2 separate regions of the Homo sapiens genome follow, and region 2 is linked to region 1. A link is a loop called in an ENCODE intact Hi-C map of the cell type or tissue named here. Cell type or tissue: sigmoid colon. All regions are shown on one strand. Links, peaks and the distances in the headings refer to the core of each region. The heading gives the core; the rest is flanking DNA.

What was found. Hi-C counts contacts between places; a loop is a spot of excess contacts. Peaks named below come from ENCODE experiments on the same cell type or tissue, not always from the same donor. Only the 100,000 strongest peaks of a DNase experiment are listed, where the experiment ranks them.
Region 2: it touches region 1 in a loop (2.1-fold over the local background); 19 of 110 quality-filtered maps call a loop at or near these places.

What each region holds. Positions count from the first base shown.
Region 1 is chr9:107,500,125-107,516,071 of GRCh38, reverse strand. LOC105376206 (a long non-coding RNA gene) reads right to left here and starts at 10,938. Exons shown (of 2, transcript XR_930224.3): 1 at 10,903-10,938; 2 at 857-1,408. In sigmoid colon, for the core only: no CTCF peak of the experiment used is centred there; no DNase peak of the experiment used is centred there; H3K27ac peaks cover 1,288 bases.
Region 2 is chr9:107,567,034-107,582,980 of GRCh38, reverse strand. LOC105376205 (a long non-coding RNA gene) reads right to left here. Exons shown (of 9, transcript XR_930217.2): 1 at 15,784-15,947; 2 at 13,767-13,922; 3 at 6,883-7,074. Among named protein-coding and RNA genes, the nearest start is that of KLF4, 85 kb to the right of the region's middle. In sigmoid colon, for the core only: no CTCF peak of the experiment used is centred there; no DNase peak of the experiment used is centred there.

The sequences.
Region 1 (15,947 bases), core at 7,163-15,162:
CCAGGCTGGTCTCGAACTCCTGACCTCAGTGATCCACTAGCCTTGGCCTCCCAAAATGCTGGGATTACAGGAGTGAGCCACCACACCCAGCCTGGAAGATTATTTAAATAAGAGGTATAAGGGAGAAAGAGTAGTCAAGAGGAATGCCCAGGTTTCTGGAGTGAGTAACCCAGAGGTGACAGTGCTACTAAGATCAGAAACTGAGGGCCCCAAGATGGTTTGGTGTAAAAATATTAGGAACATGTTAAGCTGGAGGAATCTCTGGGACATCTAGTACCTGAGGCTGACCCTCGCCCTGCAACATTAACAACAACAACAAAAATGTGTTTGCTATGAAAGAACAGGAATCGGAGGTCCAGGTTTGAGTCCTAACTTTACAACTAACCAACTGTGGACCATGGACAAATCAGTTAACCTTTCTGGGCCTCAGATTTCTTCTACTTTTCAAATGTCCATGATGCTCAAGCCAAGAGTTTTCAACGGAAATAAATAGTATATTAGCAATCTTGTTCTATTTCCACCATCTCTTATTTGGTATCCATTTATGTGAATCAAGACTGATGTAAAACATGTTTCTTTTCATTGTCATACTTCACAGTGTAAAACTGAGAAACAGAGTGGGAGAGAAACAAGAGATGCTGAATTCTTCCTACACATGATACAATAAAGTTAAATAATGTGGGGTTTTAGTTGTTCTCTACAAGAGAGCTTGATTCAATAGCGTGGTTAGAAAGCTCTACATTGGGCCTCTCTCTTTCTCTGCAAGGGCAATGAGATATGTACTTTCTCAAGGGCACCAGCCAACCGCCCTACATCAGTCATTCTCTCTAATGAAGCTCACTCCATTCGGACCCCATTTTCTTGTACACAATTCATTTTATTAAATGGCTGCAGCTGCAGTTAGGGGTGGTAGAATCCAGGCATGTTTTTGGGTTCGAGATGTGTACTGTGTGATTTTTCAAATACTTTGGGTTTGGCAAAAGCCAAGACACATTCTGTCAAGTTCTTTTTCCCCTTCGTTTTTAAGCCCGTGTGCATTCAAGAGAAATATGGTCCATCTGATTTTCATTCATTTTCGCTTAACTCAACAAAAAGTTGTCTCAGAAGAGCTAGAAAATGTCCAAGCAGCAAATCTAGCCTCTTTAATGGAAGCCTTGTTAGAATGTCTTTCTCTCAACCCCAGACAGCTTGACATTCTCCAAACAGGCCAAGCCTTTTCATTTCTCTGTGTCTTTGTACTTGCTCCCTAAACCTGGAATGATGGCCTTGCCCTTTACTCTCTTCTCTCTCTATTGACTCCTACTCCTCCAATTCCAGCCCAAAGGCTTTCTCCTTTGTGAAGGCTTTCCCCATTGCCCAACTTGCAAATTCAGCCCTCTGGCCCTCCACATCCGCAGGTTCTGAATCCCTGTGGATGGAAAATATTCAGTGGGAAAAAACAATTAAGAAAACCAACACAACAACAAAAAATAAGGCAAATAAAAACCAAGACACTGTTAACAACTAGATAGCATTTACAATGTATTAGGCATGATAAGTAACCTACAGATAATTTTTTCTTTTTCTTTCTTTCTTTCTTTCTTTATTTTTGAGACAGGGCCTTGCTCTGTCACCCAGGCTAGAGTGCAGTGGTGCAATCTCAGGTCACTGCAACCTCCACCTCCCTGGTTCAAGTGATCCTCCCACCTCAGCCTCCCAAGTAGGTGAAACTACAGGCACACACCCGGCAAATTTTTTGTATTTTTTGTAGAGACAGCAGGGGGAGGGGTCACACCATATTGCCCAGGCTGGTCTCGAACTCCTGCGCTCAAGAGATCACCTCGGCCTCCCGAAGTGCTAGGATTACAAATGTGAGCCATCGCACCCGGCAGAGATAATTTTTTAGAAACAACAACAACAAAAAAATACGACAATTAAAAGTAATACAAATAAAAGAATACAGTATAACAAACACAGCATTTACATTGTATTAGGTATTGTAAGTAGTCTAGAGATGGTTTAAATTATTCAGGAGGATATGCACAGGTTATATGCAAATACTATGTCATTTTATATAAGGAACTTGAGCATCCAATCTCCCGTGAATATGAAAGGACAGCTGTAATTGCATGATCCTCTTGAGATCCTTTATACTTCACTTGTAGTGCTAACTAGTTCCTGATTCCATTCTGCTTTGGGTTACAGACAGTTGTTGAACTAGGTTAGCCAAGCCCTCACTGATGTCTGCTTCAGTGTTAAGCCCTTGACCTTAATTAAAGGCCTTCACAAGAAAGGGCAGACAAAAATTGGCAATTGTGGTAAGGCTGTTGCCAAAAACATTAATTATTGTGTCTATCAATGTCCCTCTGTGGGCTTACAGGTGAGAAGTGAGCTTAAGGTTTAAGGACCAAAATAGCAATGAACTTCTTCCTTTCTGATAATGAGAGCTACGGAACTTAGCTTGTTCCCTTTTTGTCTTGGCTGCCAGGAAGCTAAGTTGCTAAGATGTGATGCTCAATCATAGCAACTATATCACATGCTAGTTTCCTTCTTTTTTTAATGACTTAATGACTTGGTTTTCTATTTCTATACTATTAACTTTATAATGGAAAAAAAACATATTCTTCACTGTGAGTCACTTCAAATAGTTTGTAGAGTGGCAGAGTAAAGTAAAAATATGAAGAAGCTATTCATGCTGGCTTCATCTGCAGAACAGTTCTTTGACATTTCATAAACTGTTTGAATTTCTTTCTTTCTTTCTTCCTTTCTTTTTTTTTTTGAGACGGAGTCTCACTCTGTCCCCAGGCTGGAGTGCAGTGGCACGATCTCGGCTCACTGCAACCTCTGCCTCCAGGGTTCAAGGAATTCTCCTGCCTCAGCCTCCTGAGTAGCTGGGACTACAGGCACCTACCACTATGCCCGGCTAAGTTTTTTTGTAGTTTTAGTAAAGACGGTGTTTCACTGTGTTAGCCAGGATGGTCTCAGTCTCCTGACCTTGTGATCTACCCGCCTTGGCCTCCCAAAGTGCTGGGATTACAGGCGTGAGCCACCGCGCCCAGCCAACCGTTTGAATTTCTTAGTGTCTATATTAGTTAAAACAAAAGTAATTTTTTAAATGTAACCATTTATAATTCTGACTCTCCCAGGAAGGAGCTAAAAGCTTTCTTTCTTTTCTTTTTCTTTTTCTTTTCTTTTTTTCTTTTTCTTTTTTTTTTTTGAGACGATGTCTTCCTCTGTCACTCAGGCTGGAGTGCAATGGCACCATCTTGGCTCACTGCAACCTCCGCCTCCTGGGTTCAAGCAATTTTCCTGCCTCAGCCTCCTGAGTAGCTGGGACTACAGGCACCTCCCACCCCACCCAGCTAATTTTTGTATTATTAAAAAATATGATATGTTGGTCAGGCTGGTGTCAAACCCCTGACCTCAAGTGATCTGCCTGCCTCAGCCTCCCAAAGTGCTGGGATTACAGGCATGAGCCGCTGCACCCAGCCTTTTTTCCTTTTTTCTTTTTCTTTTCTTTCTTCTTCTTTTTTTTTTTTTTTTGAGAGGAGTTTCACTTTTGTTGCACAGGCTGAAGTACAATGTTGAGGTCTCAGCTCACTGCAACCTCTCCACTTCCCTGGTTCAAGTGATTCTCCTGCCTCAGCCTCCTAAGTAGCTGAGATTACAGGCATGCACCACCACGCCCAGCTAATTTTTTGTATTTCAGAGAGACGGGGTTTCACTGTGTTGGTCAGACTAGTCTCAAACTCCTGACCTCAGGTGTTCCGCCCACCTCAGCCTCCCAAAGTGCTGGGATAACAGGCATGTGCCAGCACCCCTGGCCTTTTATTTATTTATTTTTGAGACAATATCTCACTCTGTCACCCAGGTTGGAGTGCAGTGGTGTGATCACAGCTCACTGCAGTCTCGATCTCCCAAGGCTCGGGTGATCCTCCTCTCTCAATCCCCTTAGTAGCTGGAACTACAGGTGCATGCGACCATGTCCAGCTAATTTTTGTATATTTATTTATTTATTTTATTTTATTTTTGAGATGGAGTCTCACTCTATTGCCCAGGCTGGAGTGAGTGGCGCGATCTCGGCTCACTGCAACCTCTGCCTCCCAGGTTCAAGCGATTCTCCTGCCTTAGCCTCCTGAGTAGCTGATATTACAGGTGCACACCACCACACCCGGCTAATATTTGTATTTTTAGTAGAGACAAAGTTTCACCATGTTGGACAGGCTGGTCTCAAACTCCTGACCTCAAGTGATGTGCCTGCCTCAGTTTCCCAAAATAGTAGGATTACAGGCATGAGCCACTGTGCCTGGCAGCTATAAGCATCTTGATAGTACAGCTTATACCATTTATACTTATCTCTGGATCTCCCATCATACAGCAGAGTACCTTCTACATAACTGGCATTCTGAAAATATCTGTTAAATGGATGGGGAAAAAAGTCCACCCAAGTGAATGCACTCCATTAGAAGCCAAAGAGAGTCCCAGGCTTCAAATCAAATAATTCTAAATTCAAACCCATCTCTGGCTGGTCACACAGCACTAAGAGGGGCAGTCACTTGGATCTATCTGAGCCCCCTTTCTTTATCTGTAAAATAGGGCTTTATCTACTACTGTTTTAGAGTTGTTTCGAGGATTAATTCAGAGAAGACATGCTTAATATTGCAAATTACCTTCCTTTTAATTAAAAGCGTTCACAGCGAGGAAAAACAGGCAACTGACCACCACAAGCTGCACCGCTGGAGAGCATGGGAGGAGGTACACAGTGGGTTGTCATTAGTATGGACAATGCATTTTTTTCAGCACTAAAGAAATTGGACAAAATAAGATGAAAAGAGAGTCTCAGCCCAAAGGCAGAAAGATACAATGGTCTTTATCTGCTAGTTATACAAACCAGCTGTTTAGATTGAAAAGATTTTGCTCAATCACTAAATATAATACATAAGTGATGGAAAAAAATAATGAATTTTTGTTTTTTACCATCTATATTGTCCTAGAGTTGTCGTAGAATTTTTTTTTCTTTTTTGAGATGGGGTCTCGCTATGTTGGTCTTGAACATGTGGTCCCAAGTGATTCTCCTGCCTTGCTCTCCCAAAATGCTGAGATTACAGGTGTGAACCACCATTCCCGGTATAATTTTTTTTTGATCAAGGAATACAAATACCACTGATGGGACTCAAGGTGATTTGATGTGGTACACAGGGAAATATTTATTATTTTAATTGTTATGCATTTATTATTTATGCTTTACAAAACATTGAGCTAGCATATCCAAACTGCAATATTACACATATTATTATTAAATATGCTTTAAAGTTTCAAAATATTTTTTAAATATGTGGATTTAAAGAAAAATATTATCATAATATGACTAATCAACACACCTGTGCCAAAAAACTGAACATAGTTCTAGGATCACGGAAGTGGTGGAAAAGACAGCTTTAACATGTGGGTCTTTTTTTTTTTTTTTTGAGACGGAGTCTCGCTCTGTCGCCCAGGCTGGAGTACAGTGGCGGGATCTCCGCTCACTGCAAGCTCCGCCTCCCGGGTTCACGCCATTCTCCTGCCTCAGTCTCCAGAGTAGCTGGGACTACAGGCGCCCGCCACCGTGCCCGGCTAATTTTTTGTATTTTTAGTAGAGACGGGGTTTCACCGTGCTAGCCAGGATGGTCTCGATCTCCTGACTTCGTGATCCACCCGCCTCGGCCTCCCAAAGTGCTGGGATTACAGGCGTGAGCCACCGCGCCCAGCCAACATGTGGGTCTTGAGCAACTATTTGATTTAAGAGAAGTTGTGACCCTGGGCCCCTCCATTTCTGTTTCCAAATGTCTTTTCAAAAGATTTACTTATTCTACCTACACACTCTATGCTGGCCCCCCCTGGATTTTATCCTGGTCCACCTGCATACCCTATACTCTCCCATCTCCGTGGCTTATTTGTGCTGAATTTTTTGCCTGGACACCCCTCCTCTTCCCTATCTGCCAGGCGCACCCCAAGCAGAACCAATCCCCTGTGCCCTCTGGGCTCCTAGGCGTCCTTGCACACCCCTCTTGCTAGTATCACCTTGGCACCTTGTATTACAGTTTCTTTCAGGGTGTGTCTCCTAGGCAATGTCTTGTTTATCTCTGTGCCCTGAGTTCCTAGCTGGGGGCGTTACATGATTTTAAAAAAATCATGGAGACCATATTAGATTTAGAAATACAAGGGTACAAATGCTTGTCTTAATCATTTATCAGCACTCAGAGATCACAGAGAGAACATGACTTTCCTCTTCCCAGTACTCTCCTTATTAACCCTAACTAGGTTAGTTTTCCCTATGATAAGCTTTGCTACACTGTGCATCCTCCCTCAAAGCAGTGATTGCAGTCTGGTTTTGCTTTTGTGATTATTTGATTAATGTCTTTCTTCTGACAGTAGACTATAAGCTCCTTGTGAGTAGGGATCACATCTATCTTTGTTCGCCATTGATGTTCCGAATGCCCAACCCTGAGCCAGACACATAGCTCGTGCTCCCCAAATATCACACACGTGCGCACGCACACACACACACACACACACACACCCAGAGTTGGTCTTCTAGCTCTTACATTGTTGTAGAGATCATTGCGGAGGCAGATGGTTGAACACAGAGACCTGTGTAAACTTTCCTGTTTGTTTTTCAGGTGGATTACAGTGGAAACACGATGTTGGCCAACCAGAAAGGGAGAAATTCAAAATGGTAAACGGAGCACTCTCACTTGCAGGGCTCTCTGAAGCCTTGACAAACAACACAGAGCCAAAATAAATTTTTTAAAAGTATATCCCAGCAAAGGCATATTGACCTTGTCCTTTCAAGAATTTCCCCAACCATTAGGAAGAAAACCCTTAAGGATGGAAATTTGAAGGGGACTGAGGCAACCAGGTAATATATTATATACGCTGACAGCTTCTTAGAACTGGGAGAACACTGAGACAACGGAAACAAAGGAGAAGCAATCTGTGTTATACTAAAATAAAGGCAAAGCCACTCTAAGAACTGCTTTTGTTTAAGCAGACAACAGATTTTTTTTTTTTTTTTAAGGATCAAAGCTACTTTACAAGCTCAATTTTCAGAAGAGTTGCAAGAAGAGCTAAGGAGATAGAATGTCTCAGCCTTGAGAGCCAGCTCGTCCACTGCTCTTTACCTTTCTAATGTGAGAATATCTAGACCGGGCCACTGCTCATGCCTATAATCCCAGCACTTTGGGAGGCCGAGATGGAAGGATCATTTAAGTCCAGGAAGAAAACATTTTAATAGAATATCTAGGCGAAAGCCTTCCACCCCAAATCAAGAACTGACCTAGCCATCCTCATGAATCCTGACACTCTGGAGCCACAAAGACTGCCTTCTCTCCCTCCTCTTGCTACAAATAAAGAGCTTAGCCATGATGGGCTATGTCACAACCACACTTTCAGGAAGGTCCAGAGCTGAGATTAAGTATCCCCCACCTGTCCTGTGTCTAGGTATGAGAGTCAGCACCTTTTATATGTTGGGTCCAAGTGCACAAATGACTATCTTTCTTTTTTGAGACAGTCTCGCTCTGTCACCCAGGCTGGAGTGCAGTGGCGCGGTCTTGGCTCGCTGCAACCTTGGAGGCCTCCTGAGTTGAAGAGATTCTCCTGCCACAGCCTCCCAAGTAGCTGGGATTACATGCACCCGCCACCACGCCCAGCTAATTTTTGTATTTTTAGTAGAGACAGGGTTTCACCATGTTGGCCAGGCTGGTCTCGAAACTCCTCACCTCAGGTGATCCACCCGCCTGGGCCTCCCAAAGTGCTGGGATTACAGACGTCAGCCACTGCACCCTGCCAAGAGTGACAATTTTAACGTTGTATTGGATTTGTGTATGAGAGCCTCAATCCATTCTGCATACTGTGTCTCTACAGTGAAGTCACAGCCTCAAAGGTGTACTTAATCTTTGTCTGAGAGTCACCAACCCACCTGTGGACTTTAATCACATATCAAAGTCAATTTTTGAACTTTCTTTTTTTTTTTTTTTTGAGATAGAGTCTTGCTCTGTCACCCAGGCTAGAGTGCAGTGGCGCCATCTCAGCTCACTGCAACCTCTGCCTCCCAAGTTCAAGTGATTCTCCTGCCTCAGCCTCCTGAGTAGCTGGGATTACAACCATGTGCCACCACACCGGCTAATTTTGTTTTTTCTTGTATTTTTAGTAGAGACAGGGTTTCACCATGTCGGTCAGGCTGGTCTGGAACTCCTGACCTCATGATCCGCCCACCTTGGCCTCCCAAAGTGCCAGGATTACAGGCGTGAGCCACCATGCCTGGCCACGAGTGACAATCTTAACGGTGGATTGGATTTGCGTATGAGAGCCTCAATCCATTCTGCACACTGTGTCTCTATAGTGAAGTCACAGCCTCAAAAGTCTACTTAATCTTTGTCTGAGAGTCACCAAACCACCTATGGACTTTAATCACATATCAAAGTCAATTTTCAGCTTTCATCTGCCTTCGTGTAGAAGATTCAGAACCTCAACAGGTTCTGAACAGAGCAAACAGCAGACCTAAGCCTCCAAGTGTGTGGTAGCCAAGCTCAGACTAGAGCCCAGGCCTTCCACCTCCGCAGCCAGGCCCTGTCCCTGCCTAGCCTGCTCTGTGGCTAGACAAGACCAAACGTTAAGCCTCTACCTCCCCACAACCAGCATGCCAGGCAAAGCTGACTGGCTGCAAGCTTCGCCTTCAGATCAACCGTTTTCACTCCACATACGCTCTTCTATGGTTTATTATCTCTTAGTGGCTTTTCATCCCCACAGGCATTCCTGAGAAATCTGCAAATAGTAGCAACTTGGAAAACAAGTAGTGAGTCTGTTGGTACTATCTTTTCTTCAATATTAACTTGTTTACAGGCAGCCTAAACGGATTGTGCTGCATTGGTCTTGAACACCAAGACAACAGTATTTTGGCTGGCCCCAAGCTCTTTGAGGGCAAGAACTATGTCTGATTTATTGGTGAGACCCTGGTGCCAAGGTACCTGTCTGGCTTATAGTAGGATAACAAAATAAGAGGCTGTCCGAAACTCACACAAAATTTGAAATTGAAGCCAGGGAGAACTGGGTGAGAATCCTTAAGCAGAAGGTTACAAAGTTACCTAATCTCTGTGGGCCTCAATTATTCTCATAATTATTCTCATATAAAATAAAACAGGCATTCAGGCGCGGTGGCTCATGCCTGTAATCCCAGCACTTTGGGAGGGCGAGGCGGGCGGATCATGAGGTGAAGCATTTGAGACCAGCCTGACCAACATGGTGAAACCCCCATCTCTACTAAAAATACAAAAATTAGCCGGGTGTGGTGGCACATGCCTGTAATCCCAGCTACTCAGAAGGCTGAGGCAGGAGAATTGCTTGAACCTGAGAGGCGGAGGTTGCAGTGAGCCGAGATCGTGCCACTGCACTCTAGCCTGAGCGACAGAGCGAGACTCCATCTCAGAAAAATAAATAAAATAAAATAAAATAATACAGGCCAGGTGCAGTGGCTCACACCTGTAATAGCACTTTAGGAGGCCTAGGCAGGAGGACTGCTTGAAGCTAGGAGTTTGAGACTAGCCTGGGAAACAAAGCAAGACTCTGCCTCTACAAAAAATTGAAAAATTAGCCAGGCATGGTGGCACGCACCTGTAGTCCCAGCTACTTGGGAGGCTGAGGTGGGGGGATCCCTTGAGTCCAAGAATTTGAGGTTACAATGAGCTATGATTGTGCCCACTGTGCTCCAGCCTGGGCAACAGAGCAAGACCCTGCCTCTTAAAAATAAAATAAATAGGCTGGGCACGGTGGCTCACACCTGTAATCCCAGCACTTCAGGAGGCTGAGGCGTCTGAGACCAGCCTGACCAACACGGTGAAACCCCGTCGCTACTAAATACAAAATTAGCTGGGCATGGTGGCGTGTGCCTGTAATCCCAGCTACTCAGGAGGCTGAGGCAGGAGAATCGCTTGAACCCAGGAGGAGGGGGTTGCAGTGAGCTAAGATCACACCACTGCACCCAGCCTGGGCAACAGAGCAAGATTCTGTCTCAAAAAATAATAATAATAAAATAAAATAAACAGGCCAGGTGCGGTGGCTCATGCCTGTAATCCCAGCACTTTGGGAGGCAGATCACCTGAGGTCAGGAGTTCAAGACCAGCATGGCCAACGTGGCGAAACCCTGTCTCTACTAAAAAATACGAAAATTAGCTGGGTGTGGTGGTGGGCACCTGTAGTCCCAGCTACTCAGGAGGCTGAGGCAGGGAGAATTGCTTGAACCCGGGAGACGGAGGTTGCAGTGAGCCGAGATTGTGCCACTGCACTCCAGCCTGGGCAACAGAGTGAGACTCCGTCTCAAAAATAAATAAATAAAAATAAAAATAAAATAAATAATAAATAAAAGTAAATAAAGTCCAGGCGCAACGGCTCCTGCCTGTCATCCCAGCACTTTGGGAGGCCGAGGTGGGCGGATTGTCTGAGCTCAGGAGTTTGAGACCAGCCTGAGCAACACGGTGAAACCCCGTCCGTCTCTACTAAAACACAAAAACTTAGCCAGGTGTGGCAGCATGCACCTGTAGTCCCAGCTACTCGGGAGGCTGAGGCAGGAGAATCGCTTGAACCCAGGATGTAGAGTTCGCACAGTGAGCTGAGATTGCGCCATTGCACTCCAGCCTGGGCAACAGAGCAAGACTCCATCTCCAAAAAAAAGGAAATAAAATAAAATAATACAAATACCACCTACCTTATAGAATTGCTATGAGAACAGAATGAGATAACAATGTATATGGAGCACCAGGCAAAGTCATAGCCCTGACAATGACCATGTCCCCCGTCAATGTTAATGCAATGAAAGGATGAAGTCAAAGTCAGAGTTGTTCTTTTCTAGGAGACGAGCAAGAAATAAAAAGAAGCAACGAATGCAATTACCCAGCCTGTGAGTGGTCAGTGTTTCTTTTGCTACTTGTTGTCTGAGCTTACAGCCTTCTTTTAAAGCTGGTCCTGCCTCGTCTCCCAGCTTTTGCTTCATCTTTCTGTGAAGTCATAACTCTGGGCTGACTCTGTCTATTGACACAGAGAGGCTGTGAGTCACAAATTCAACAGGATGACTTTGCTGCAGGGTGATTGACTGGAAAATGTTCCCTCATCTGAAAAAATCTTTTTTTCAAGCAAATGGACATGCTTATTTTTGCAGCATGGAGTGCAGGCTCTTTATTTATTTGATATTGGTTTCTTGACATTCAAGTTGACCAAGGGAGGGCTCACGATAGTCATAATTTTGCCTTGTGAAGTGATATATACTTTCCCCCTCCCTCCCCTTCTCCCTTCCTGCTGACTATTATATCTAAAACAAACAGTCCCAGCACAATAGTTAGATTGCACTTGAATTTGGTGTTTACTTGACATTTACACACTGGCCATGCTGGACAGCTCAGTCATTCCAGAACAGGGCCCGGCCAGCAAGGATTGTGTTCTCCTTGTGCTCAACCCTGAGCAGGACAAGATCCTGAGACAGCTAGACAGCGTCTTGAGAAAGTGTTTTTGCTGACTCTTATGCCTGAATTACTCTTACACCTGAGTAAGTGTATGTTAGGGGAGAGGAGGGTATCAGAATGTCTTCAGTCTTGCCAGAAAATCTCTCCCTTACCCACGTGGGGCAAACTGGTGGTACCACTCTGCCTCTTCTTAAATCCAACTCGAACACTGCCCAGTGCTAAATCTCCTCAGGACTGGCTGGAGATTACTAATTTGATCAATTTCATCTCCAGTTCTTTCATTTCCTCCTCTGTGTGATAGAATTAATAAACTTTAGGCCAGGCACAGTGAATCACGCCTGTGATCTCAGCACTTTGGGAGGCTGAGGTAGAAGGATTGCTTGAGGCCAGGAGTTTGAGACCAGCCTGAGCAACACTGCGAGACCCCATCTCTACAAAAAACTTTTTGAAAGTAGCCAGGCTTAATGGTGGCTTCCTGAAGTCCTAGTTGCTCAGGAAGCTGAAAGGGGAGGATCACTTGAGCCTAGGTATTTGAGGTTGCAGTGAGCTATGATCATGCCACTGCACTCCAGCCTAGGCAATGGAGTGAGACCTTGACTCTAAAAATTAATAAAATAATAATAATAATACCTACTTTGCAGGATTATTTTGGGTATAACATATGCAAAGTATATGGGGAAGTTTCAGGCTTTTTAAAGGTTCTCTAAAAGTGTTGGTTCTCGGCTGGGCGCGGTGGCTCACGCCTGTAATCCCAGCACTTTGGGAGGCCAAGGCGGGTGGATCACGAGGTCAGGAGTTTGAGACCAGCCTGGCCAACACAGTGAAACCCTGTCTCTACTAAAAATACAAAAAATTAGCCGGGCATGGTGGCGGGCGCCTGTAATCCCAGCTGCTCAGGAGGCTGAGGCAAGAGAATGGCTTGAACCCAGGAGGCGGAGGTTGCAGTGAGACGACATTGTGCCATTGTACTCCAGACTGGGTGACAGAGAGAGACTCCGTTTCAAAAAAAAAAAAAGTTGGTTTTCACCCTCTTCTGAGGTCCATGCTTCTGGTTTCAAAAGGTAGATGGGCTCATAAAAGTAAAGTGTCAGGGCCAGGTGCGGTGGCTCACGCCGGTAATCCCAACAGTTTGCGGAAGCTGAGGCAGGTGGATCACCTGAGGTCAGGAGTTCCAGACTACAGGGTGCCTGTAATCTCAGCTATTAGGGAGGCTGAGGCAGGAGAATTGCTTGAACTCGGGCAATAGAGGTTGCAGTGAGCCGAGACAAAGCCACCACACTCCAGCCTTGGCGATAGAGACTCTGTCTCAAAAAAAAAAATCAATAAATCAATACATGTGTATTTTAAATAAAATCCGCAGCCTGCCTCTCCAGATATGACCACAATTCAGTTTGAAGTATAAGTCTTCACATTTTTTATACATATGTGAAAATAATAAAATTTATTTATTTATTTATTTACATAGGGCCTTGCTTTGTTGCCTGGGTTGGACTGTAGTGGCATGCTCATGGCTCACTGCAGCCTCGACCTCCTGGGTTCAAGTGGTCCTCCCACCTCAATCTCCTGAGTAGCTGGGACCACAGGTTCTTGCCATCACATCTGGTTCATTACTTTTTGTAGAGATGAGTTCTCACTATGTTACCCACACTGGTCTGGAACTCCTGAACTCAAGGGATCCTCCCACCTTGGCCTCTCAAAGTGCTGGGATTACAGTTATGTGCCACCATGTCCAGCCCAATCTCCTTTCGATGGACATTTAGATTGTTTCCAACTTTTCATTACTACAGAATTTCCATGTGTACTCTTATTCACTTATTTCCTTAGGCTCAATTCATAGAAATTGATTTACATTTCAACCATTTCAAATTGTTCCTCAAAAAATTTACATCAGTTTACATTCTCATCAGCAAGATATCAACATGTTGGTTTCCTTACGTACTAACCAGTACCGAATATTATGATCTTAATCTTTCAAATGTTAACATCTACATAATCAGCTTTTGGCTGGTGAAACTTTCATGGCAGTTAGTTTGCACTTCCTTGAAACTCTGAAGATATGGAAATTGTACATTATTAGAATATAATTGGAAGCCTCCACTTTGCACAGATGAAAGGGGCCTAGGGAACAGAGGTAACTTACCCATGCCACACATTGGCAGAGCTGGGACAAGAAAACACAAGTCCTAACTCCTAGTCAAGTCCAAGCCTCCTTCCCTGCATCAGACAGCAATGACACAGGAAACCCTGACACATCACTTCTTTTTTTTTTTTTTTGAGACAGTTTCGCTCTTGTCGCCCAGACTGGGGTGCAATGGCATGATCTTGGCTCACCGGGTTCTAACGATTCTTCTGCCTCAGGCTCCCAAGTAGTTGGGATTACAGGTGCCCACCACCATGCCCGGCTTAATTTTTGTATTTTTAGTAGAGACGGAGTTTCACCATGTTGGCCAGGTTGGTCTCGAACTCCTGACCTCATGATCCACCTGTCTTGGCCTCCTAAAGTGCTGGGATTACAGGCGTGAGCGACCATGCCCAGCCGTATTGATTTATTTTTTTTAAAATAAGCACGCATTTTGAAACCAGAAAAAAAAATGTACATTTAAAAAATGAAATAACAGACCGGGTGCGGTGGCTCATGCCCGTAATCCTAGCACTTTGGGAGGCCAAGGCGGGCGGATTGTATGAGCTCAGGAGTTCGAGACCAGCCTGGCCAACATATAGTGAAACCCCGTCTCTGCTAAAAAATGCAAAAATTAGTTGGGCGCGCCAGGTGCAGTGGCTCACGCCTGTAATCCCAGCACTTTGGGAGGCCAAGGCGGGCGGATCACCTGAGGTTGGGAGTTTGAGACCAGCCTAACCAACATGGAGAAACCCCGTCTCTACTAAAAATACAAAAAAATTAGCCGGGCATGGTGGCCCATGCTTGTAATCCCAGCTATTCTGGAGGCTGAGGCAGAAGAATCGCTTGAACCCAGGAGGCAGAGGTTGCGGTGAGCCGAGATCAAGCCATTGCACTCCAACCTGGGCAACAAAAGTGAAACTCTTTCTCAAAACAAACAAACAAACAAACAAACAAAAAAATTAGCTGGGCATGGCGGCACATGCCTGTAGTCCCAGCTACTTGGGAAGCTGAGGAAGAAGAATCACTTGAACCCGGGAGGCGGAGGTTGTAGTGAGTCGAGATCGTGCCACTGCACTCCAGCCTAAGCGACAGAGTGAGACTCCCTCTCAAAAAAAAAAAAAAAAAAATTAGCCAGGCATGGTGGCGCGTGCCTGTAATTTCAGCTATGAGCGAAGCTGAGGCAGGAGAATTGCTTGAACCTGGGAGGTGGAGGTTGCAGCGAGCTGAGCTCATGCCACTGCACTCTAGCCTGGGCGACAGAGTGAGACTCCATCTCAAATAAATAAATAAAATTATATATATATATATATCTCAAGCAGTTACACAATCCATCCATCCATCCACCCATACGTACATACAGGCCCCAAGATTCCTCACTAGCCCTGTTCAGCTGGGTGACTGCTTTTCCCCCAGCCTGGACAGAAGGTTAGAGGTTTACTCTCTGGGGAACTCGATCCAGGGGCTCTGAACTCAGAGAAGCCAGGCACAGCTGAGGATAGGTTACTCAGAGAGCAGTCATACAGCAGGCTTCCTCCTCTGGGTGGGCTCCAGGAGACACTGGCTAACTCCCTTACTTAGCTGCACAATCCTGGGCTGGATTTAAGCACTCTATACTGCAGTTTATTTGGTTGTTTTTATTTTATTTTTATTTTTATTAATTTATTTTTTTGAGATGGAGTCTCCCTCTGTCACCCAGGCTGAAGTGCAGTGGCATGACCTTGGCTCGATGCAGCCTCCGCCTCCCAGGTTCAAGCGATTCTCTGCCTCAATCCCAAGTAGCTGGGATTATAGGTGCACACCATCACGCCCGGCTAATTTTGTTCGTTTTGTTTTGTTTTGAGAAGGAGTTTCGCTCTTGTTGCCCAGGCTGGAGTGCAATGGCGCGATCTCAGCCCACTGCAACCTCCGCCTCCTGGGTTCAAGTGATTCTTCTGCCTCAGCCTCCTGAGTTGCTGGGATTAGAGGCGCCCGCCGCCATGCCCAGCTAATTTTTTGTATTTTTAGTAGAGACAGGGTTTCACCATGTTGACCAGGCTGGTCGCAAACTCCTGACCTCAGGCGATCTACCCACTTCGGCCTTCCAAAGTGCTGGGATTACAGGCATGAGCTACCATGCCTAGCTAATATTGCAGTTTTTTTAAAACTGTAAAATGGGGTTTATGTATTAAACAAGTATGTATTGAGCACCTATTATGTGCCAGCAAACTGTATTACATTCTGTAATAAAAATAAGTCAGTTACTTCCTGCTGACAGGTCAAAAAAAAAAAAGTAAGTCAGCCAGGTGAGGTGGCCCACGCCTGTAACCCCAGCACTTTGGGAGGCTGAGGCAAGAGGATTGCTTGAGCCCAGGAGTTCA
Region 2 (15,947 bases), core at 4,299-12,298, 70 kb before region 1:
TAACATATCTAGAACTGAATGTCAGTGAAAATACTGTACGTCAAAATGTATGGAACACAACTAAATCAACACCGGAGAGGGAAATCTGTAACTGTAAATGCTTAGATGGCCAGGTGCAGCGGCTCACACCTGTAATCCCAGCACTCTGGGAGGCCAAAATGGGCAGATTTCTTGAGCCCAGGAGTTCAAAACCAGCCCAGGCAACATGGTAAGACCCCCGTCTCTGCAAAAAATAAAAAAATTAGCAGGATGTGGTGGCTCATGACTGTAGTCCCAGACACTTGGGAGGCTGAAGCAGGAAGACCACATGAGCCTAGGAGGTTGAGGCTTCAAGTGAGCCATGTTTGTGCCACTGCAGTTTAGCCTGGGTGACAGAGCAAGACCTGGTCTTAATCAATCAATCAAGCAAAAACAAACAAACAAACAAACAAAAAAACTTAGATTAGAAAAACAAGAAATGCTGAAATGTAATAAACTAAACATCCAACTTAAGGAATTAGAAAATAACCACAGGATAGGACCGGGCACAGTGGCTCACGCCTGTAATCCCATCACTTTGGGAAGCTGAGGTGGGTGGATCACCTGAGGTCGGAAGTTTGAGACCAGCCGGGCCAACATGGTGAAACACCGTCTCTACTAAAAATACAAAAAAATTAGCCCAGTGTGGCAATGCGCACCTGTAATCTCAGCTATTCCAGAGGCTGAGGCAGGAGACTCACTTGAACCCAGGAGGCAGAGGTTGCAGTGAGCCGAGATAACACCACTGCACTCCAGCCTGGGTGACAGAGTGAGAGACTCTGTGTCAAAAAAAAAAAAGAAAATAACCACAGGATAAACCCAAGGAAAGTAGACATAAGAAAATAAGAAAATGAGAACGGAAATTGGTAAAATAGAAAACAAAAATAAAATAGAGAGCTTTAATGAAGTTGGTTCTTTATGAAGTCTAATAAAATTGATAAATTTTAGGTGAGAATGATCAATAAGAAAATTATGTGAGGCTCAAAAAATAACATTACAAATAATAAAAGGAATGAACAATTACAGATAGAGCAAAGATTTAAAAGATAATAAAACATACTATGAATGACTTTATGCCAATAAATTTTAAAACTTAGATAAAATGGAAAAATTCCTAGAAAAGAATTCTACCAGAACTGACTAAAAAATAATTAGAAAACTTGAGTCTTCCTTTAACCATTAAAGTAATTAAATCTATCAAAAAAAATATTGTATATCAACTTTTTTTTAATAGATAGAGACAGAATCTCGCCATGTTGCCCAGGCTGGTCTCAAACTCGTGTGCTCAAGTGATTCTCCCACCTCGGCCTTCCAAAGTGCTGGGATTACAGGTGTGAGCCACCGCACACAGCCATATGTCAATTTAAAAAATATATTTTATTATAAATTAAATCTATAAAACTATTCCATAAATAACTTCCAGGCCCAGCAGTTAGTCGTCTTTTTTTTTGGCAGGGGAGGTTGGTTTTTCGTTTTGTTCTTTTTTTAGACGGAGTCTCGTTCTATCACCCAGGCTGGAGTGCAGTGGCCCTACCTCAACTCACTGCAACCTCCACCTCCCAGACTCAAGTGATTCTCCTGCCTCAACCTCCCAAGTAGCTGGGACTACAGGCAAGTGCCACCATGCCCAACTAACTTTTGTATTTTTAGTAGAAACAGGGTTTTACCATGATGGTCAGGCTGGTCTCGAACTCCTGACCTCAAGTGATCGGCCCGCCTCAGCCTCCCAAAGTGCTGGGATTATAGGCATGAGCCACTGCACCCAGCCCAGGCCCAGTAGTTCTTAAAGCAAATTCCAACTAAATGTCAAGGAACAGGTAATTACATATCACTTCAGACTCTTGCAGGGAACAGAAAGAGGAGAATAAATTTCCCACTCATTTGATGAGAAAAGTACAGCTTTGCTATTGAAATAGGGCAAAGTAATATAAAAATGAAAAATCATTAGTCAATATTTCACGTGAACTTAGACAGTCCCCAAACAAAATTTTAGTAAATCAAAGCCAGCAATCATGAAAAAAAAAAAAAAGATAGTTCACATGACCAAATTTGGCTTAAATTAGGTATGCATTTTGGGCATTCATCATTTTAACATATTAAGGGAGATAAATGACAAGATCATATGAGCTGTCACACAAAAAGCTATTTAAAATTCAACACTCATAGATGATTTTTTTTTTTTTTTTTTTGAGATGGAGTCTTGGTCTGTTGCCCAGGCTGGAGTGCAGTGGCGCAATCTCGGCTCACTGCAGCCTCCATACGGGGCTCACTACCCCGCCATTTCTTTCTACTTCAGTTTGCTAAGCTTTTTTTTAAAAAAAAAAAAAATCACGTAGGGCCGAGCGCAGTGGCTCACGCCTGTAATCTCAGCACTTTGGAAGGCAGAGGTGGGCAGATCACCTGAGGTTGGAAGTTCAAGATCAGCCTGACCAACATGGAGAAACCCCGTCTCTACTGAAAATACAAAATTAGCCAGGCATGGTGTCGCATGCCTGTAATCCCAGCTACTCAGGAGGCTGAGGCAGGAGAATCGCTTGAACCCAGGAGGCAGAGGTTGCGGTGAGCCAAGATTAAGCTATTGCACTCCAGCCTGGGCAACAAGAGCAAAACTCCATCTCAAAAAAAAAAAAAAAGAAAGAAAAAGAAGTAAAGAAATAAAAAGGAATGTCCTTAACTAGAAGAAGAATATTTGCAAAAATCCAAAATAAATATTATACTTAATGGTGAATAATTAGAAAAATTTCCCTAATAGTCAGCATATAAAAGAAAGGTACAAAAATTCTTTATTCCCAAATTATGATTGTCTACAGACAATATTCAAATACCAATAAAAACTGTAAATGCTTAGAAAGAATAAGAAAATTAACAAGATTGTTATCAGTAAATGAAACTCAATTACGTTTTTACAACCAAATAACCATCAGTTAAAAGTGTAATTTTAAAAATACAACTTACTAGCCAGGCGCAGTGGCTCAAGCCTGTAATCCCAGCACTCTGGAAGGCCGAGGCAGGCAGATCATTTGAGGCTAGGAGTTTGAGACTAGCCTGGATAACATGGTAAAATGCTGTCTCTACTAAAAAAAAAAAAAAAATACAAAAATTAGCCGGACATGGTGGCACACGCATGTAATTCTAGCTACTTGGGAGACTGAGGCATAGGAATTGCTCGAACCCAGGAGGCAGAGGTTGCATCGAGCCCAGGTCACACCACTGCAACTCCAGCTTGAGTGACAGAGCAAGACTCTGTATCAAAAAACAAAACAAACAAACAAAAAAAACCAAAAACTTATTATGGCAACAAAAATAATTCTAGTAAAAAATGTGCAAGACCTCTGTGGAGAAAATTATAAAACTTGTTAAATGACATTTTTAAAGACACAAATGGAAGAAGAGAGAGGAACTCTGTTCATGAATAGGAAGTTTTGGTATATAGATGTCAACTGTTCCTAGACTGATCTGCAAATTCAATCCAATTGAAATGAAAATATCAGCAGAGTTTTCCAAGGAACTTGAACACCTAATTTGAAATGAATGATCAAGAGCAAATGGCAAATAATTTAAACAATCAATATAAATTGTGATTGTAATTTAGACAATTTTGAGGGAGAATAACAAAGTAGGTAAACTTGCTCTGTGAAATATCAAAATTTGTTATAAAATTATAAATACTAAGATAGTATAGTATTGATATGTGGAGAGAGATATACACTAATTGGGGGAGAATTAAGCCCAGAAACAGATCCATGGACCCATGCATTTATAAATATCTATGATAGGAAAGAGTTTGCATTGTGTGTTGGTGGTGGTTAAAGATGGACTATTCAATAAATGGTTATGGACAACCAGTTATTCAGATGGAAGATATAATAAAATTTTGATCCCTACTTTATCAACACAGACATACACACACACACACACACACACACAAACACACAAACACACATCAGGTTCAGGTATTATAGTGACTGAAATAAAAAGCATAACTTTAAATTTGGGGGAAAAATATAGAAGATATTGATAACTTCAGGGTAAGGAAAGATTTCTTAAATAAGACACTCCAAAAAAGCATAAACCTTCATCAAACTAATAAATTCAAAAATGTGATTCAGTGCAGTGGCTCAAGCCTGTAATTTCAGCACTTTGGGAGGCCGAGGCAGGCAGGTCACTTGAGCCCAGGAGTTTGAGACCAGCCTGGGCAACATGGCAAGACCCTATCTCTACCAAAAAAAAAAAAAATTAGCCAGGCATGGTGACATGCACCTGTAGTCCTAGCTACTCAGGAGGCTGAGGTGGGAGGATTGCTTGAGCCTAGGAGTTGGAGGCTGCAGCGAGCTATGATCATACCACTGCACTCCAGCCTGGGTGATGGAGCAAGACCTCATCTGTAAAAGAAATAAAGTTGTATTTTTTAAAAAAAAAAAAAAAAAGAAAAGTGAAAAAACAAGGCCAAAACTGATAGAAAATACTGACAATACTGACTGAGGAATAATACATGGAGTACATAAAGAATTCCTAAAAAAAAAAGATAAACAGCCTGCCAGAAAAATGGGCAAAAGACACTAGAGACATTTCAAAAAAGGGGAAAATTTAAATAGCAAAAGATTTTTTAAAAAGGCATTCAACTTTATTAACAAATCAAGAAAATGAAAACTAAAATAAAGATATATCATTTTCATCCACCAGAAAGGCAAAAATTGACAAGTCTGACAATACTCAGCATTGGCCAGGTGCAGTGGCTCACGCCTGTAATCCCAGCACTTTGGGAGGCCAAGGTGGGCGAATTACCTGAGGTCAGGAGTTCCAGACCAGCCTGGCCAACACGGTGAAATCCCGTCTCTACTAAAAATACAAAAATTAGCCAGGCATGGTGGCGCACACCTGTAATCCCAGCTACTCGGGAGACTAAGGCATGAGAATCACTTGAGCCCATTGGGGCGGAGGTTACAGTGAGCCTAGATCATGCCACTGCACTCCAGCCTGGGTGACAGAGTGAGACTCCATCTCAAAAATAAAAATAAATGAAAGAAGCATAGTAAAAAAAAAAAAAGTCTAGAAGAAAAAAAGTCATGAAGCATTAACCATGGCTAGCTTTGAGTGACAGATGTCATTTTCTTCTTTTTTTTTAGTAGTCTCTAATTTTCTATAATGAACATGTACTCCTTTTAAAATCAAGGAAAAAAATATTTTGTTTAACAAGACCAACCCCCTAATTCTAGGATAAATACCACACAGTTGAAAGGAGAAGGAAAAAAAAAAAAGACTAGGTATAAAAATAACTTTCTCTGGGTTTGATCTTCAAGCAACAAACTACAATCTCAGGAACTCTTTCTCCCCTGAGCTTTTCTGGGTCCTACGCAAAGAAACCAGGCAAAGTATGCTTGTTGGATTATATTGTTCCCTGGGCAAGTAGAAAAGAGAAAACTTTTGTGCATTTAATGAAAAAGCACACAAGGCATTATTTTTAGATTTACCGTAATTCTGTCCCCTACAAGACTCTGCAGCCAAGTGAACTCTGAAAGATTTTCCTGTTTTAAGCATCATTTGTTTCTCTTGATTTTTTTGTTTTGGTTTCGTGTGGAGGTGAGTGCAATGCGGCCTCTACTCCAGGCAGGAACTTCCCTTCAGATTAGCATGTTCTATGGTATTCATCTGATTTGGACTCAGCCCCTTGCTGGCCTCAGTAGTTGCTACATTATTTCCTGGGAGGAGATTAGGAATTTGAGGCAGTGAGACAATAATAGTAGCAATAATGATCAGCTGGGATTATGGTGACCCTGATGCGGATGCAGAAACTGGGATGCCAAAAGGTGAATGATCTGGATGCCCCGGGCTATGACCGGCTTTACCTTGAGCCTCACCCTGCTGCCCTAGGCTCCGTCCTTTAGCCCCTCTGTGATGTCCCATCTGCGTAGATGCCAAGAACCAGTTCCAGGGCTCTGCTCAGAACCCCTTATAAATCTTCTCATGGGCATGTGTGAAGAAAGGAAGAAGAGGGAGAGAAGAGAGAAGGAAAGGAGAGACAAGAGGAAACTCATCTTCATGGCAATAGCTACTATTTGTCATGCTTGTCAGGTGCCAGACGTCATCCTGGGTACATCAATGCTATATTATCTCATTTAATCCTCACCAAAATGCAATAAATTAGTGATTTTTAAAAATCTATTTTTCATAGAAGGAAATTGAGTTTCAGAGTGGTTAGGTGACTTTCCCATCATCACGTGCTCTTTTTTTTTTTTTTTTTTTTTTTTTTTGAGACGGAATCTTGCTTACTCACCCAGGCTGGAGTGCAGTGGCGCGATCTCAGCTCACTGCAAGCTCCGCCACCCGGGTTCACGCCATTCTCCTGCCTCAGCCTCCCGAGTAGCTGGGACTACAGGTGCCCACCACCACACCCGGCTAAATTTTTTTGTATTTTTAGTAGAGACGGGGCTTCACCGTGTTAGCCAGGCTGGTCTCGAACTCCTGACCTTGTGATCCACCTGCCTCGGCCTCCCAAAGTGCTGGGATTACAGGCATGAGTCACCATGCCTGGCCTTAATCACATGCTCTGAAGGGGCAGAGCTAGGACTCTAGGTCCCAGGAATACAGTTTTGGAGCTTGAACCTTAACAATGTTTCCTCCTCCCTACCCCCTTCCCCATGCACCTATCACAGAACCCTAAATTGTTGAGCTTTTCCTCTGAAACAGAAACAAATAATACATGTGGTTTGGCTGCCCTCAAATATTCCGGGGCTATTTCCTGAAATAGCTTAATCAGAATTCCCTGTCAACCCCTACAATCTCCCCGCAGTGTGGCCTCCACTTGAAACCTACCAAGCCCCAAGATTGTACAGACTACCTGATCCCCCACACAGGCTTTCATACCTCCAGGTTCAAGTCTGTCTCTGGCTTCAGCTGCCAGGCCACTCCTCTCCTTGCTCTGGTCTCATGGAATGTCTTCTCAGCCCACTGGAGCAAGGTGCTCCTCCTCCAAGAAGCCTTCCCTGATTTTATTGAATTCATTAGCTCCTTCATTCGATCAGCAAATTTTATTAAGCAGCTATCATATGACCTTCGCTGCAAATTAAATAAGAGATCAGTATACCACTGAAACTTACCCAGAAAGTCAAGAAATCCTTTCCTGAAAAATCAATACTTGTTTAGGAATCCAAAGAGTGATTAAGAGGAGTTAATTAGAAAAAATGGAGGAGTAGGGGAATGTTGCTAAGAGGACCAGATCGAGGAAATACCATGAACCAACAAAAAGACCATGGATAAATCATAGCTGCACCATAAACTAGTTTGTAGAAATATGGGCAAGGTATTTAACCAGCCTCTCTGAAACTCAGTCACCTCTGCTATAAAAAAGCAGGCAGTGGTGCTTCTCATGTTGTCAGAATGCAATGCAAATATATTTGCAAAACCCTTGGCACAAATTCTATCACATAGTAGGTTCTCATTAAATGGCATATCCCTTTGGACAGATTTTTCTTTTAGGGAATAGAAATAATTTGGGATGCCAAAAGATGGTAATCTCTGTAGCTATCAAAATCGCAGAGCTGACAGTGGGATATTATTGATCAGGTCAGCTTCAGATCCCTGAGTCACCCACCATGTCCGTTATTTATGTCCATGCTGGAAGCTTCACTGAAGGAGGGGCCTTCACTTGTCTTGTTCACTGCTGTATCCCCAATGCTGAAGCAATACCTCTCACAGACTACTAATTTTAAAATGTTTGTTGAATGAATGTTTGATGACTTTACTCATCTGCTCAATCAATGGTCACAAAGACTGGTTCCCTAACTGTCAGCATCAGCATCCCTGGAAACCTGTTGGAAATGCACATTCTCAGGCCCCACTCTGGGGCTGCTGAATCAGAAACTCTGGGGATTGGCTCCAGGAATCAGTGTTTCAACAAGCCTGCCAGGTGCAGGTGCTGCTTGAGTTTAAGAAGCACTACTCTGAAGGCCGGGCGCGGTGGCTCACACCTGTAATCCTAGCACTTTGGGAGGCCGAGGCGGGTGGATCACGAAGTCAGGAGATTGAGACCATCCTGGCTAACACGGTGAAACCCTGTCTCTACTAAAAATACAAAAAAAATTAGCCGGGCGTGGTGGTGGGCGCCTATAGTCCCAGCTACTCCGGAGGCTGAGGCTGGAGAGTGGCATGAACCCGGGAGGCGGAACTCACAGTGGGCCAAGATTGCGCCACTGCACTCCAGCCTGGGCAACAGAGCGAGACTCTGTCTCAAAAAAAAAAAAAAGAAGCACTACTCTGAAAGGAGCATCTAGATAGCAGCGATTGGCTTACTCAGCTCTAATATGCAGCCCTGGGCAAATGCATTAGAACTGAAAATTGATTGCCCCTCCTAGGACTCAATCCTGCTGCAAAACTCAAGCCAATCTTAAGAATGTCAGAACCAAACTGGCTCAAGAAAGAGCCCCCACCACCGCCATCCACCTGTACCAGCCACCAGATGGGTGATCCTACCTTTCCAAGGATGACCTGCTCTTCTGAGTGCAATCAAGTCCAACTCAAAAGCCCCCTCCTCTGGAAAGCTTTGAGAAACAATTTCCAGGTAGGATGAACTTCTCCCTTCCCGGTGCTACAGGTGCAGGTTTTCGCTATGGCCAGGAGCCCATAGTGGTTTTCAAATACATTTAGAAATATCTCCCCTCTAGATATTTGCCACCCAATATGGTAGCCACTAGCCGCATGTGGCCACGGGGCCCCACCAGAGGGGCTAGTAGAAATTGAGATATGCTGTGAAGTGTAATATCCATACTGAATTTTGCAAGTACAGATTTTTAAAAATGTAAAATATCTAATTATGAATTTTCATTTTTAGGCCAGATGCAGTGGCTCACGTCAGTAATTCCAACACTTTGGGAGGCCGAGGCAGGAGGATTGCTTGAGGCCAGGAGTTTGAGACCAGCCTGCACAAGCAAGACCCTATCTCTACAAAAATAAAAATAAAAATAATTAGCTGGGGCCAGGCGTGGTAGCTCAAGCCTGTAATCCCAACATTTTAAGAGGCGGAGGCAGGTGGATCACCTGAGATCAGGAGTTTGAGGCCAGCCTGGTCAACATGGCAAAACCCAGTCTCTACTAAAAATACAAATTAGCCAGGCATGGTGGCAGGCGCCTGTAATCCCAGCTACTCTGGAGGCTGAGGCAGAAGTATTGTTTGCACCCGGGAGGCAGACGCTGCAGTGAGCTGAGATCACACCACTGCACTCCAGCCTGGGTGACAGAGCGAGACTCAGTCTCAAAAAAAAAAAAAAACTAGCCATGTGTGGTCATGCAGGCCTGTAGTCCTAGCTACTTGGGAGGCTGGGGCAGGAGGATCGCTTGGCCCCAGAGTTTGAGGTTACAGTGAGCTATGATCAGGCCACTGCCCTCCAGCCTGGGTGACAAAGAAAGACCCTGTCTCAAAAAAGTAAAATAATTTCCATTTTGATTAAATGTGAAAATGATATTTTAGATATATTGGGTTAAAGGAATATAGTATTAAATTAATTTCACCTGTTTCTTTTCAGTTCTATTGTGGCAACTAGATAATTGAAAACTACATACAGCCATTTGCTGCTTAATGACAGATACGTCTGAGAAATATGTTGTTAGGTGATTTCATCATTGTGCGGACATCATAGTGTATACTTGCACAAACCTAGATTGTAGAGCCTACTATACACCTAAACTGTATAACATAAACTCTTGCTCCTAGGCTACAAACCTAAACAGCATGTTGCTGTACTGAATACTGTGGGCAATTATAACACAATGCTAAGTATCTGTGTGTCTACACACATCTAAACATAGAAAAGGTATAGTAAAAATGGGGCCCAGCACAGTGGCTCAGGCCTGTAATCCCGGCACTTTGGGAGGCTGAGGCAGGCGGATCATCTGAGGTCAGAAGTTCGAGACCAGCCTGGCCAATATGGTAAAACCCTGTCTCTACTAAAAATACCCAGACGTGGTGGTGGGCGGCTGTAATCCCAGCTACTCGGGAGGCTGGACAGGAGAATCACTTGAATGTGGGAGGCGAAGTTTGCAGTGAGCTGAGATCACGCCACTGCACTCCAGCCTGGGCGACAGAGCAAGACTCCATCTCAAAAGAAAAGAAAAGAAAAGGTGTAGTAAAAATACAATGATAATTTGATGGGACCACCATCGTGCACGCGGTCAGTCATTGACTAAATTGCCATTAGACGGTGCATGATGTCTATGGCCGACATTGTCTTTTTATTGGGCAGTAAGAATTCCACCATGGTGGAGGTCAGAGTTCACTCACCTTTGGACTCCAGTGCCCACCTCTTGCATATAGTAGGTGTTCAAGAAACAAGTGTAGAAAAGTAAAATATTTTGCAAATTTCTCAAGGCCTAGAAAGAATTGTTTATCTTCTCAACTACAGATGCACTGATATCAACATCTGGGACTGATTCAATTGGTTCCAACTCAAAACTCAAAGAAACAAAACAAGTTTGTGGGATCTGAAGACCCGGATTCTGATGCTGGCTGCTAAGTAGCCAGATGATTTTATGTAGCTCAACCTTCTGCTTAACTCCAATAATTGCTGTGTGCCCACTCCACAGGCTCTTGGGAACTGAATAAGAAAATAAATAGGATCCTATTGCAGAGACTATTAGCACTGGAGGAGTGAGAAATTATTCTCCAGCCCCCACTTTCCCATCCTATCCCCTCCAGTTGCCTGGCCTAGATTTTCTGGAAAGCTGCAGAATGTGCAGACATTGTGTTCCCTGGATTTATAGCTCATTTTATAATGTTTTTGGGTGAGGTCAGAAGCTTTACACGCACTATTGTTCTTTTTGTCTTAACCTAAATATGATTTCTCTCAAAGAAAAGAATTCAGGAAAGAGGGAATGGGAGGAGGCTACTGAGAGGAAGAAAGTTCCTGTCCTCTTTCTCTTATTTACCCAGACTTTGGATCTCAGTCCATATCTAGGGAATTGGAGGGAAAATTATCATCTTAGGCAGGGCACGGTGGCTTATGCCTCTAATCCCTGCACTTTGGGAGGCCAAGGCGGGCGGATCACCTGAGGTCAGGAGTTCAAGACCAGCCTGGCCAATGTGGTGAAACCCCATCTCCAGCCGGGTGCGGTGGCTCCACGCCTGTAATCCCAGCACTTTGAGAGGCCGAGGCAGGCAGATCACGAGGTCAAGAGATCAAGATCAGCCTGGCCAACATGGTGAAACCTTGTGTCTACTAAAAATACGAATATTAGCTGGGTGTGGTGGTACGCACCTGTAATCCCAGCTACTTGAGAGGCTGAGGCAGGAGAATCTCTTGAACCCCAGAGGTGGAGGTTGCAGTGAGCCGAGATCACATCATTGCACTCCAGCCTGGGTGACAGAGCGAGACCCTGTCTCAAAAAAAAAAAAAAAAAAAGTTGTCATCTTAAGAGTTTAAGGTTTATCTTATACCAGCCTTGCAAATATCAAAAAAATGCAATAGCCCACCAGATGTCTAATTCAGCAATTGTCACTGATGCAATTACAGTCAATCCTCATTTAAAGATTCCATATTTATGAATTTGCCTCCTTACTAAAATGTATTTGTAACCCCAAAATCAAAACTTATTGCACTTTCATGGCCATTCACAGACATGGGAGAAGGAATGAAACATCTGAGTCACCCACATACCTTCCCAGCTGACGTTAGCAAGGTGGTACTCTGTCTTCTTGTTTCAGTTCCCCAACTATATATGTGTCCTTTTTGCAACCCATTTAGTGCCACACACATTTTTCATATGTTTGTGCTTTTTGTTTTGTTTTGTCTTGTCTTTTTGTTTGTTTTGTTTTGAGATGGAGTCTCGCTCTGTCCCCCAGGCTGGAGTGCAGTGGCACGATCTCAGCTCACTGCAACCTCTGCCTCCTGGGGTCAAGCGATTCTCCTGCGTCAGACTCCCATGTACCTGGGATTACAGGTACAAACGACCACGCCTGGCTAATTTTTGTGTTTTTAGTAGAGATGGGTTTCACCATGTTGGCCAGGCTGGTCTCGAACTCCTGACCTCAGGTGATCTGCCCACCTTAGCCTCCCAAAGTGCTGGGATTACAGACATGAGCCACTGCGCCCAGCTGTTTCTGCTTTTTGTTGGTAATTTGGCTGTTTAACGTGGTCTCCAGGAACAGTGCTGAAGTGCTGTCTGGTGTTCCCAAGCCTAAGAAGGCTGTGATGTGCGTTATAAATAAGCTTTATTTAGGCATTCGTTATATTGCTGTAGGCTGTGAATTCAATGTTAATGAATCAACAAGATATATTAAATAAGGTGCCTTTATTTTATTTTTTTTGTTTGTTTTTTGAGACAGAGTCTCGCTCTGTCACCCAGGCTAGGGTGCAGTGGTGCGATCTCAGCTCACTGCAACATCCATCTCCTGGAGTTTAAGTTATTCTCCTGCCTCAGCCTCCCGAGTAGCTGGGATTACAGGCATGTGCCACCACACCTGGCTAATTTTTGTATTTTTAGTAGTGACAGGGTTTCACCATGTTGACCAGGCTGGTCTTCAACTCCTGACCTCAGGGGATCTGCCCACCTCAGCCTCCCAAAGTGCTGGGATTACAAGCCTGAGCCACCACGCCCAGCCTAAATAAGGTGTCTTTAAACAGAAGCACACATACGACACAGTTACATATTGATTGGTGGGTGAAAACATTGGGACCAGAGATTCAAAGGGACCTTACCCAGTATATCCCCTGGGAGCTACCGTTTAGTATTCAGTAATTCAGCGTTCATTGCAACTTTACAGAAAACAGCTGCCACAAATAATGAAAATCGGCCGTAAATTTTTTAAGTAAATGAGTTCAGAGTTATGCCCTTTGAATGTGTTACTCTTTCCACGAATCTAGCTCTCTGCGCTTGCTCCTCTCCTGTCTTTCGAATGGACAGTCACTACCTGGTGACATGAAGCAGATATGCTCAGGAAAGACAAGGATGGGGAAGCTAATCATTTCTCAGTGCTCTTTGGTAGGGAAGCATCTCGGTCTGCTTTTTGTTTTTTGCTTTATTTTATTTTTTTTTGACACGGGGTTGGACTCTGTCACCCAGGCTGGAGTGCAGTGGTACAATCACGGCTCATTGCAGCCTCCACCTCTCAGGATCAAGAGATCCTCTGACCTCAGTCTCCTGAGTAGCTGGGACTACAGGTGTGTGCCACCATGCCTGGGTAATTTTTATATTATTTGTAGAGATGGGGTTTCACCACGTTGCCCAGGTTGTCCCGAACTCCTGGGCTTAAGCAATCAGGCCCACCTTGGGCTTCTAAAGTGCTGGGATTACAGGCTTGAGCCATGGCGCCCAGCCCCTGGTCTGTTTTATATTGTTCAGGGGAGGGATTATGTTGGTCAGGCACAGACATCAGCATGTAGACTAAGGAATAGAACTCAATCCTCTAATTGGGCAGAGAGGTGCCAATGTACTGTTATTAGAAGAAAGAAAGAAAATGCCTTACCCTTTACGAGCTTACTGGCTCATGGAATGCAGAACAGAAGATAGCCAGACAATAATAAATAAAACAGGGACCTTTGATTAGCTGCCTGGCATGAAAGTACACTTGCCTCAGAGAGGGAAACCTATGACCCTATTTCCTGAGTCATTCATCTGGCGCCTCTCCTGCCCCGTGGAAAGGTCAGAGGTTGTGGAGTCAGACAGATATACTAATAGATTAAAAGCCTGTCTGCCCCACTCACTGGCTGTGTAAACCTCAGCCTCAGTTTTCTTATCTGTAAATTGAGGGCTAATAGTACCTATTTCAAGGAGATATCGAAAGGATTGAGAGAAATTAAGTGCCTATTACAATACGTGGTCCATACTGGGTTATTCAGTAAGGTTCTTCAGTGTTGCCATCTTTTTTCACTATTGCACGTTGATTTGTGAATATGATCTCTCAGTAACCCTTTCTCCTGGAGAAGAAAGAATCATGTGTCAAACTTTCAGTCCTTTTGCAAAGTTTAATTGTGTGCCTACTACTTAGCGAGCCCCGTGTGATATGGGAGAAAGAGAAATGTAAAGCTCGTATGACCTCGTTCTGAAGGAACTCTCAGAAAAAACAATTTTGGAATCAATAAGAATTATCTAGAATAACAAGGACCTGGTTAACAGACTGACTTTACTCCACATCTAAGAAATTCCAGACTTGGCCAGGCATGGTGGCTCACGCCTGTAATCCCAGCACTTTGGGAGGCCGAGGTGGGTGGATCACCTGAGGTCAGGAGTTCGAGACTAGCCTGGGCAACATGGTGAAATCCCCGTCTCTACCAAAAATACAAAGATTAGCCAGGCGTGGTGGCACACGCCTGTAATTCCAGCTACTTGGAAGGCTGAGTGAGGCAGGAGAATCACTTGAACCTGGAAGACGGAGGTTGCAGTGAGCTGAAATCGCATCACTGAACTCCAGCCTGGGTGACCGAGCAAGACTCTGTCTCAAAAAAAAAAAAAAAGAAATTCCAGACTTGATAGTAATGCCTATTTGATATCAAGCAAAATCAGGTCTGTTTTCCTAGTAGCTGAACTTGTTCTCCTCTTCTTTCTTATAAAGAAAAGTCTAGATATCGTAATGCTGACTACAATTGCATTATATAGAACTTAATTTGTTTTAGGATACATGTATTTAAAAAAAAGCAAAAGAATTCTACAAGACAAAAAGAATATGTACAACTTCTTCAAAAATAGTCTGGTCTGATATTCTCATAATAAATTAATTTTGAAAATGTGTTAGAGAAATGCAAACAGGGCAATGAATAAGGGTTAACTTTCTACATGACATATTTCTTTAATGCTTGCAATTTTATTCAATGAAAGCATTAACTTTTTATCCGAACAAAATAAAGGTTATTTTGGTTTTTCTTAAGCCATGAGAAGTTGAAAGAAAAATAAAATCATTCCTATTCCCAACACCTACTATTAATATTTTGGTGTGTTTCCTTGCAAACTTTTTCTCTGCCTACTTAGTAGCCTGTATTTACACAGCTGGGACCATAGCATAAAATATTACATCCTGCTTACTTCAATCATAATGTAAGCATTTTTCATTTATAAACTTTTCATAAACATTTTTAATGGCTGCATAATATTCCATTGAGCAGTATATAATCATTTACATAATGCTACTCCTATATTCAAACACTTAGGTTATTTCAAGCTTTTCTCTATTATATATAAAGTTTTAATCTCGGTGCATGAATCCAAGTCTGCACTTTGGATTATTTCCTTATGACAGATTCCCAGAAGTGGAATGACGAGCTCTAAGGCAATGAACATATTTCAGGCCTGTGATACAGATTGCCAAATCGCTTTCCCAAAAGAGTTGTACCATTTCACACTCCCACTGACGATGTTGCTTATTCCATTTTTAATGGCATCATATGACTGAAATGGCCAATAGCAAGGTTTACATAAACTATGATACATCTAGCCAGTGAATTATACAGCCCATGAACTTTCTAATGGGGTCTGGGTAACAGCATGGAAAAACAGTTATGCTGCAATGTTAAGCAGAAAAAGCAGAACACAGAATTGAATGTTATTGCCAGTGCCTCAGAATAATAATAATAATAATAAATCTGCCTAAGGATAAGGACCAGGAAAGCAAAACAAAACCAAAAAAATAAAATAAAATAAAATATTGACATGTATAGTAAGTGTGGCAAGGTGATGACTGCGAGATTGATAACTGTCTCTCTGGTTGTAATTATTTTCACTCTCTGTGTTAATTTCACCTTGTGTTGCTATAGCACTGTTCAATATTTCAAAAACTTCACATACCAGCAAAGTATTCGGGTTACAACACTGCACAGTACTGAATTTCTCAAAAGCTTCTCCTGCAGGATTCTAGCATTTCCAAAACTGGCCCAAGTGTTTTCGCGGCTAAAGGATCATGGTGGTCTTTTCTGAATTCCCAGAAATAATTAAGTCAATGAATGGAATTT